Regions from separate parts of the Homo sapiens genome. Here region 1 is linked to region 2. The links are chromatin contacts, found by Hi-C or POLR2A ChIA-PET in ENCODE. All regions are on one chromosome and are shown on one strand. The core of a region is the stretch at or near the end of the contact, and the rest is flanking DNA. Distances in the headings are between cores, read along the strand shown.

What was found. Hi-C counts contacts between places; a loop is a spot of excess contacts on that map. ChIA-PET counts read pairs that join two places held with the same protein, here RNA polymerase II (POLR2A). Pooled maps may share reads with other maps.
Region 1: a map of PC-9 shows a loop between it and region 2 (3-fold over the local background). The contact joins two enhancer-like sites. A Hi-C loop is called at or near these places in 4 of 168 maps with a recorded cell type or tissue (K562, PC-9, endothelial cell of umbilical vein and 1 more) and 8 of 50 pooled maps. POLR2A ChIA-PET finds 5 or more read pairs at or near these places in 2 of 52 experiments (Caco-2 and K562).

The regions. Positions count from the first base shown.
Region 1 is chr11:129,863,003-129,866,590 of GRCh38, reverse strand. It overlaps NFRKB (nuclear factor related to kappaB binding protein), which reads left to right. Exons shown (of 27, transcript NM_001143835.2): 25 at 608-714; 26 at 1,490-1,625; 27 at 1,741-2,955. The coding sequence ends at 1,866. Among named protein-coding and RNA genes, the nearest start is that of NFRKB, 31 kb to the left of the region's middle. Within about 2 kb of position 1,675, at least 3 of the 41 ENCODE cell types and tissues checked have a DNase peak (open chromatin) inside an H3K27ac peak, as active enhancers do; they include PC-9, where a contact is called at or near this core.
Region 2 is chr11:129,762,844-129,766,391 of GRCh38, reverse strand. It overlaps LOC124902793 (a long non-coding RNA gene), which reads left to right. Exons shown (of 2, transcript XR_007062952.1): 2 at 1-3,548. Among named protein-coding and RNA genes, the nearest start is that of TMEM45B, 51 kb to the left of the region's middle. Within about 2 kb of position 2,016, at least 2 of the 41 ENCODE cell types and tissues checked have a DNase peak (open chromatin) inside an H3K27ac peak, as active enhancers do; they include PC-9, where a contact is called at or near this core.

The sequences.
Region 1 (3,588 bases), core at 426-2,925, 100 kb before region 2:
TGATTGAGTTTATTGTTAGTGTCCCCTAGCTAACCTCTCTTATCTCCGGGAGAAATGGAAAGCACCGGAGAGCATGGCCTCTCCCTAATCTAGCATGCCCTGCTGTTTGTTCCTCACCAGTGGCCCTGCACTCCAATGAGTAGTTGTGCGCTTTAGGTATTAACTCTTGAGCTCCTCTGTCCTTCCTCAAATTTATTTCACCAAATAGTGATTGTGTGCCCAGCACTGTGCCATGTACTGAGGGATACAGAGATAAGCCTCTGTCCTCCAAGGAACTCAGAATCTTGGACTGTGCTAAAGTGAGGACACACCTGCCTTTGTGATTTAGATACAGGTTTTATCCTGTTGAAAGCAGATAGATGGGTTGCTGCTGCTTCTGGTGGCATGAAAGAGGATGATAAAAGATCAGATTTCACCTGACTATGGTATATAAGTAGTTCGTTAGGGTTTTCTGGGCCCAAACCTCAGGAGCCTTGAGACCCTGGTGGGTACTGGGGACTGACAGCATCTGTAGTGCTTGCTTCTCAGTTCCTGATGCCCTGGAGGTGACACTTGCTGGTTTTCCTTACCTCCTGTCTTACAAAACCTGACTGCTTTTTTTTTCTAGGGGAAGTTGCCTACACGGATCACAGTTCCCCTCTCTGTGATCAGCCAGCCAATGAAGGGCAAGAGCGTGGTCACAGCCCCCATCATCAAAGGCAACCTTGGAGCCAAGTAAGTACTATGTCATGGTAAAGGAACCAATTCGGGGGTGGAGGTGGCAGGCAGGGCTTACCAGTCCTTGTCACCGAGTGGCAAAGTGGCTGGTCTTTCTGGGGCCCTTCTTTGACACCTCTGCTTTATTGTGCTCATCAACAGTATTTATTGAGCATCCAGTATTGTTTTAGGTGCAGTGATTAAAACAGATGAAAATCCCTGCTGTTCTCCAAGCATACATTGTAAAGTAGAGAAATAATAAAAAAGCAACATGCGTGGTGATACATACTGGAGAGAAAAGGGTGTGGGAAGTGCTAGGATGGGGCTCAGCTAGGTGTGAGGGAAGCCTCCCTTTGACATTTGAGCTCTGAACCTAAGCAGTTCAGGGAATGAGGGCCACCTGTGGCCTTAATTTAAACAGGGATAAAGGGCACGATGAAATGAGTCTGCAGTCTCAGGGCAGCTTGTGAGATGTGGCTATTAGGGGGAGCGTTTCTTGCAGAAGTGCACACCTCTCTGGGGCCCTGTCCACTATTCCTGCTGGTCGGGGCCAGGAGCCAAGGGCCATTTTATCCAGAGCACTGGGGTCTTCTGGGATTACTGTCTTCTCCTGCCATGGGAAGTGGTGAAGCTGGAAGAAAGGTGGTCTCAGCAGTTGGTTTCCATTTCAATCTGAAATGCTGGGATTTTCATTGGCACAGACCTCCCTGTTGTCCTTCAATACATGGCCTAAATCTGGGCCAGAGAATACCTGTCGATATCATTATATCTCACCCCTGCTTTCCCTCCACAGCCTCAGTGGGTTGGGCCGCAACATCATCCTCACAACTATGCCAGCAGGCACTAAGCTCATTGCTGGCAATAAGCCTGTTAGTTTCCTCACTGCTCAGCAGTTGCAGCAGCTTCAGCAGCAAGGTCAGGCCACACAGGTAAGGCCCAGGGCAAATTCTTGGCCATATCCGGCTCCTCTCTGATTCCACTGCTGTTCTTAACTGGTGAGCCCGCTTGCAATCCATTGACCTGACCTTCTGTCTTTGCAAACAGGTGCGCATCCAGACTGTCCCTGCATCCCATCTCCAACAGGGAACAGCTTCTGGCTCCTCCAAAGCAGTCTCCACTGTTGTTGTGACTACAGCTCCGTCTCCTAAACAGGCACCTGAGCAACAATGATTATGAGAGAGGATGGCTTCCGTGAAAGACCATGCCTGGTCTGTCCTGGCTGAGAAGGGACCAGGGAGGTTGCATCATTGTTTTAAGCTTGCCTGTTCAAGGCAGCCAGGCGAGGGGTGATGGCAACGGTGGCCTGGATTCGTGGCCTGGATTCTGCTGCCACGTGCCATAGTGGAGCACCCTGAGAAAGGTTCACTCCAGGGTTCCAAGGTCTGCTCTCTACCAATCTAGGAGAATATTCTGTTGAAATTGCAGGAATTACCAGTTACGTCCAACAAGCCAGAGTTCTGAGAGTAAGACCCCCAGGGAAGGCTTACCAGTTGCAGAGTGCACACAGCGAATAGGCTGGTTCTCCATGAGGATTGTATTTTTTGGCTTCTGGTCTTCTCCATGACTAGTGGTCTGGATAGGAGTTTTGTGTCCAGAAAATTTTATGTAATTTATTTTTTTAAAGAACCTGTTGTACATCTTTCTCAAATACAAACTTGGGCTTTAGCTGCCCCCTCCACTAAACCGATGACTTACTTTTTTGACTAGAATGAGAAAATGGCAAGAATCTTAGTAAGGTGGTAGCCAGCTTGGTAACTGCATAGTAATCGAGAGGCTGTAAGATGGGAATTCATCGTAGGCAGCGAGGTAGAGTGGGTCCCCTGAAATGGGATTCGCTTGGCACTGCCTCTTAAAGATAGGGGTGTTGGGATCTTGATTGTGGCCGCCCCCCCCAGCTTTACCTGCCCACTTTGTCCTTCTTGGCAAGCCTGTTCACATGGACGTCCAGAGCCAGTGGACAGAGAGGAGGGGACGGACAGCAGAGGTGCTGCTTTTGCAGCAGAAACTTTGTTGCAGTTCAGAGTATACCTTCTGCTCTGCTCCAGAGCAAGAGTTGCAAACCAGGCCCTTGGGGCTGGCCATTTGTTTTTGTAAATAAAGTTTTATTGGAACACAGCCCAGACCAATTTGTGTTTGTATTATCTGTGGCTGCTTTCAGATTCGAAGGCAGAATTGAGTAGTTGACATAGAGACTGGATGGCCCTGAAGCCTAAAGTATTTCCTATATGGCCTTTTAAGTAAAAGCGTTTTTTGTTTGTTTGTTTGTTTGTTTGTTTGTTTGTTTTTGTGGCCAGAGGCGGTGGCTCACGCCTCTAAATCCCAGCACTTTGGGAGGCCAAGGCGGGCGGATCACGAGGTCAGGAGATCGAGACCATCCTGAACAACATGGTGAAACCCTGTCTCTACTAAACTACAAAAAATTAGCCGGGCGTGGTGGTGTGCACCTGTAGTCGCAGCTACTCGGGAGGCTGAGGTAGGGGAATTGCTTGAAGCCGGGAGGCGGAGGCTGCAGTGAGCCGAGATCATGCCACTGCACTCCAGCCTGCAAGACTCCATCTCAAAAAAAAGTTTTTTGACCCTTGATCCAGAGTAGAGATGGTGGAGGACAGTGGGGGTGCAAGGAACAGGGATCTGTCTGCCTGGCAGTACCAGCCCCAAAAGAAGCCAGTCTAGATTTGCAGGTCATTTAATCCTGGCTATTTCACGCTTCTCAGCCTCTCAGCTACAGGCAGAGCTCAGGACGATATTTTAAAATGTAATTAATTCAAGCACTGGTTGTCAACAATATATGCATCTCTTGTTTTGGGGCAGCAGTGAGTGGTAAAGGCTTTCTGAGGTGATGGTGCTCCCTGTTTCTCTTGAAAGAGCCCAAGTTATTAAAAACGTATCTTT
Region 2 (3,548 bases), core at 767-3,266:
GGTGCCCGCCACCGCGCCCGGCTAATTTTTTGTATTTTTAGTAGAGACGGGGTTTCACCGGTTAGCCAAGATGGTCTCGATCTCCTGACCTCGTGATCCGCCCACCTTGGCCTCCCAAAGTGCTGGGATTACAGGCATGAGCCACCGCGCCTGGCCTTTTTTTTTTTTTTTTTTTGACACAGAGTCTCACTCCGTCGGCCAGGCTGGAGTGCAGTGGCACGATCTTGGCTCATTGCAACCTCCACCTCCCAGACTCAAGCAATTCTCCTGCCTCAGCCTCCCGAGTAGCTGGGATTGCAGGTGTGTGCCACCATGCCCGGCTAATTTTTGTATTTTTCGTAGAGACAGGGTTTCACCAGGTTGGCCAGGCTGGTCTCAAACTCCTGACCTCAGGTAATCCACCCCCCTCGGCCTCCCAAAGTGCTGGGATTACAGACGTGAGCCATCATGCCCAGCCTAGTTTCTTTTAAAAAAAAAATTATTTTATTTCCATAGATTATTGGGGAGCAGGTGGTGTGTGGTTACATGAGTAAGATCTTTTTTTTTTTTTTTTTTTTTGAGACGGAGTCTTGCTCTGTTGCCCAGGCTAGAGTGTAGTGGCGCGATCTCGGCTCACTGCCAGCTCCACACCTCGGGTTCACGCCAACTCTCCTGCCTCAGCCTCCTGAGTAGCTGGGACTACAGGGGCCCGCCACCACACCCAGCTAATTTTTTGTATTTCTTGTAGAGATGGGGTTTCACCATGTTAGCCAGGATGGTCTCGATCTCCTGACCTCGTGATCCACCTGCCTCAGCCTCCCAAAGTGTTGGGATTACAGGCATGAGCCACTGCACCTGGCCACATAAGTAAGATCGTTAGTGGTGATTTGTGAGATTTTGGTGGACGCATCGCCTGAGCAGTATACACTGCACCCAAATTGTAGTCTTTTATTCATCACTCCCTTCCCACCCTTTTTCCCTGAGTCCCCAAAGTCCACTGTGTCATTCTTACGTCTCTGTATCCTCATAGCTTAGCTCCCACGTATGATCGAGAACATACAATGTTTGGTTTTCCATTCCTGAGTTACTTCACTAAGAATAATAGTCTCCAATCTCATCCAGGTTGCTGTGAATGCCATTAATTCATTCCTGTTTATGGCTGAGTAGTATTCCATTGTATATGTATACTGCAGTTTCTTTATCCACTCACTGATTGATGGGCATATGGGTTGGTTCCACATTTTTACAACTGAGAATTGTGCTGCTATAAACATATGTGTGCAAGCATCCTTTTCGTGTGATGACTTCTTTTTCTCTGGGTAGATACCCAGTAGTGGATACCCTAATATGTTTTCCAAACTCTTAGATTTCTCTTCTTCTTAGGAATGCCGATTATTCTTTGGTTTGCTCATTTAACATAATCCCAGACTTCTTGGAGGCTTTGTTCATATTTTCTTATTCTTTTTTCTTTGTCTTTGTTGGATTATTTTGAAAACCTTGTCTTTGAGCTCTGAGGTTCTTTCTCCTGCTTATTCGCTTCTATTGCTGAGACTTTCCAGAGCATTTTGAATTTCTATAACTGCATCCGTTGGTTCCTGAAGTTTTGATTGCTTTTTATTATATGCTACCTATTTCATTGAAAATTTCTCCCCTTACTTTTTGTATTTTTTTTTTATTTCCTTAAATTGGGCTTTGCCTTTTTCTGGCACCTCTTTGATTAGCTTAATAACTGACCTTATGAATTCTTTTTCAGGTAAATCAGGGATTTTTTTTGGTTGGATCCATTGCTGGTGAGCTAGTGTGATTTTTTTGGAGGGTATTAAAGAGCCTTGTTTTCTCATATTACCAGAGTTGGTTTCCTAGTTCCTTCGCATTTGGGTAGGCTCTGTCGGAGGGAAGGTCTAGGGCTCGAGGCTGTTGTTCAGATTCTTTTGTCCCACAGGGTGTTCCCTTGATGTAGTACCCTCCGCCTTTTCCTAGGGATGTGGCTTCCTGAGATCTGAGCTGTCGTGATTATTATCTCTCTTCTGAATTTAGTCACCCAACAGGTCTACCAGGCTCTGGGCTGGCACTGGGAGTTGTCTGTACAGAGTCTTGTGATGTGAACCATCTGTGGGTCTCTCAGCTGTGGATACCAATGCCTGCTGTGGTGGAGGTGGTGGGGGGTGAAATGGACTCTGTGAGGGTCCTTAGTTTTGGTGGTTTAATGCACTATTTTTGAGCCGGTTGGCTTCCTGCTGGGAGGTGGCACTTTCCAGAGAGCATCAGCTGTGGTAGTATGGGAGGGATCAGGCGGTGGGTAGGGCCCTAGAACTCCCAAGAGTATATGCTGTTTGTCTTCAGCTACCAGGGTGGGTAGGGAAGGCCCATTAAGTGGGGGCAGTGCTAGGCATGTCTGAGTTCAGACTCTCCTTGAGTGGGTCTTGCTTGTGGGGGATGGAGGTGTGGTTCGCAGGTCAATGGGGTTGTGTTCCTAGGAGGATTATGCTGCCTCTGCTGTGTCATGCAGGTTGTCAGGGAAGTGAGGGAAAGCTGGCAATCACAGGCCTCACCCAGCTCCCACACAACCCAAAGGGCCAGTCTCACTCTCACCATTCCCTGCTCAACAGCACTAAGTCTGTGTCCAGGCAGTGGACAAGCAGGGCTGAGAGCTTGCCCCAGGCTACCAGCCTCCCAGCTGTGAAAGCTGTGAACCCTTCGTGCTTCCCCACCTGTGGTCTGCACACAGGATTCACGCCCTCCCTGTAGTTCTGGCCAGGAGACTTCTTGTTCAGTTGGAATTGTTACGAAGTTCAGCTGGAGGCTTCCTTCTCCCTGTGGCCTTTTCCCAGTGCCTCTGGTAGCCCTCCCCAATGACCCCTGGGAGGCAAGGCAGAAATGGCTTGCTAGGGCACCCAGAGAGCCCACAGGGATTTTCCCACTGCTTCTTCTACCCCTGCGTTTCACTCGGCTCTCTAAATTGACTCAGCTCCAGGTAATGTTAGAATCTTCTCTGGTGATCTAGATCTTGAGGTTCCCCAGTGAGGTTGTGTGTTTGGGACTGAATGATGCCCCTTTCCCACTTCCATAGTTTGGGCACTCACGGTATTTGGGGTGTCTCCCAGGTCATGCAGGAGCAATTCACTTCCTTCAGAGGGTCTGTGGGTTCTCTTGGCTTTCCTGATTTCTTCCTGCAGTCATTCTGGAGCAAAAGTTCATGATGCAATACTCCACATGCTGCTCTGTCCGTCTGAGTGGGAGCTGCAATCTAGGCCTGCCTCCTGTCTGCCATGATCCTCCCAGAGAGATACTAGCTTTGACACTCGTCTATGTGGACGAAAAAGCCACAGGACACTTTAATTTCTATTTTAGTATTCCTCATATATTTTCTGCATTCATTTACATGTCTGCCTCCCCAGCAACTTCTTATGGCACCATGCTTTGTAATTACCATGTGCCGAGTGGCTACTAAGTGACTGATATTTATATGCTTTATGTGGCTTAACTTACATACTCTTCTGAGAAGCTGTTTAAATTTCATTCTCTCTTATTTTCGTTTCCAGGTCTAGGAAATGGAGGCATAGTGAGAT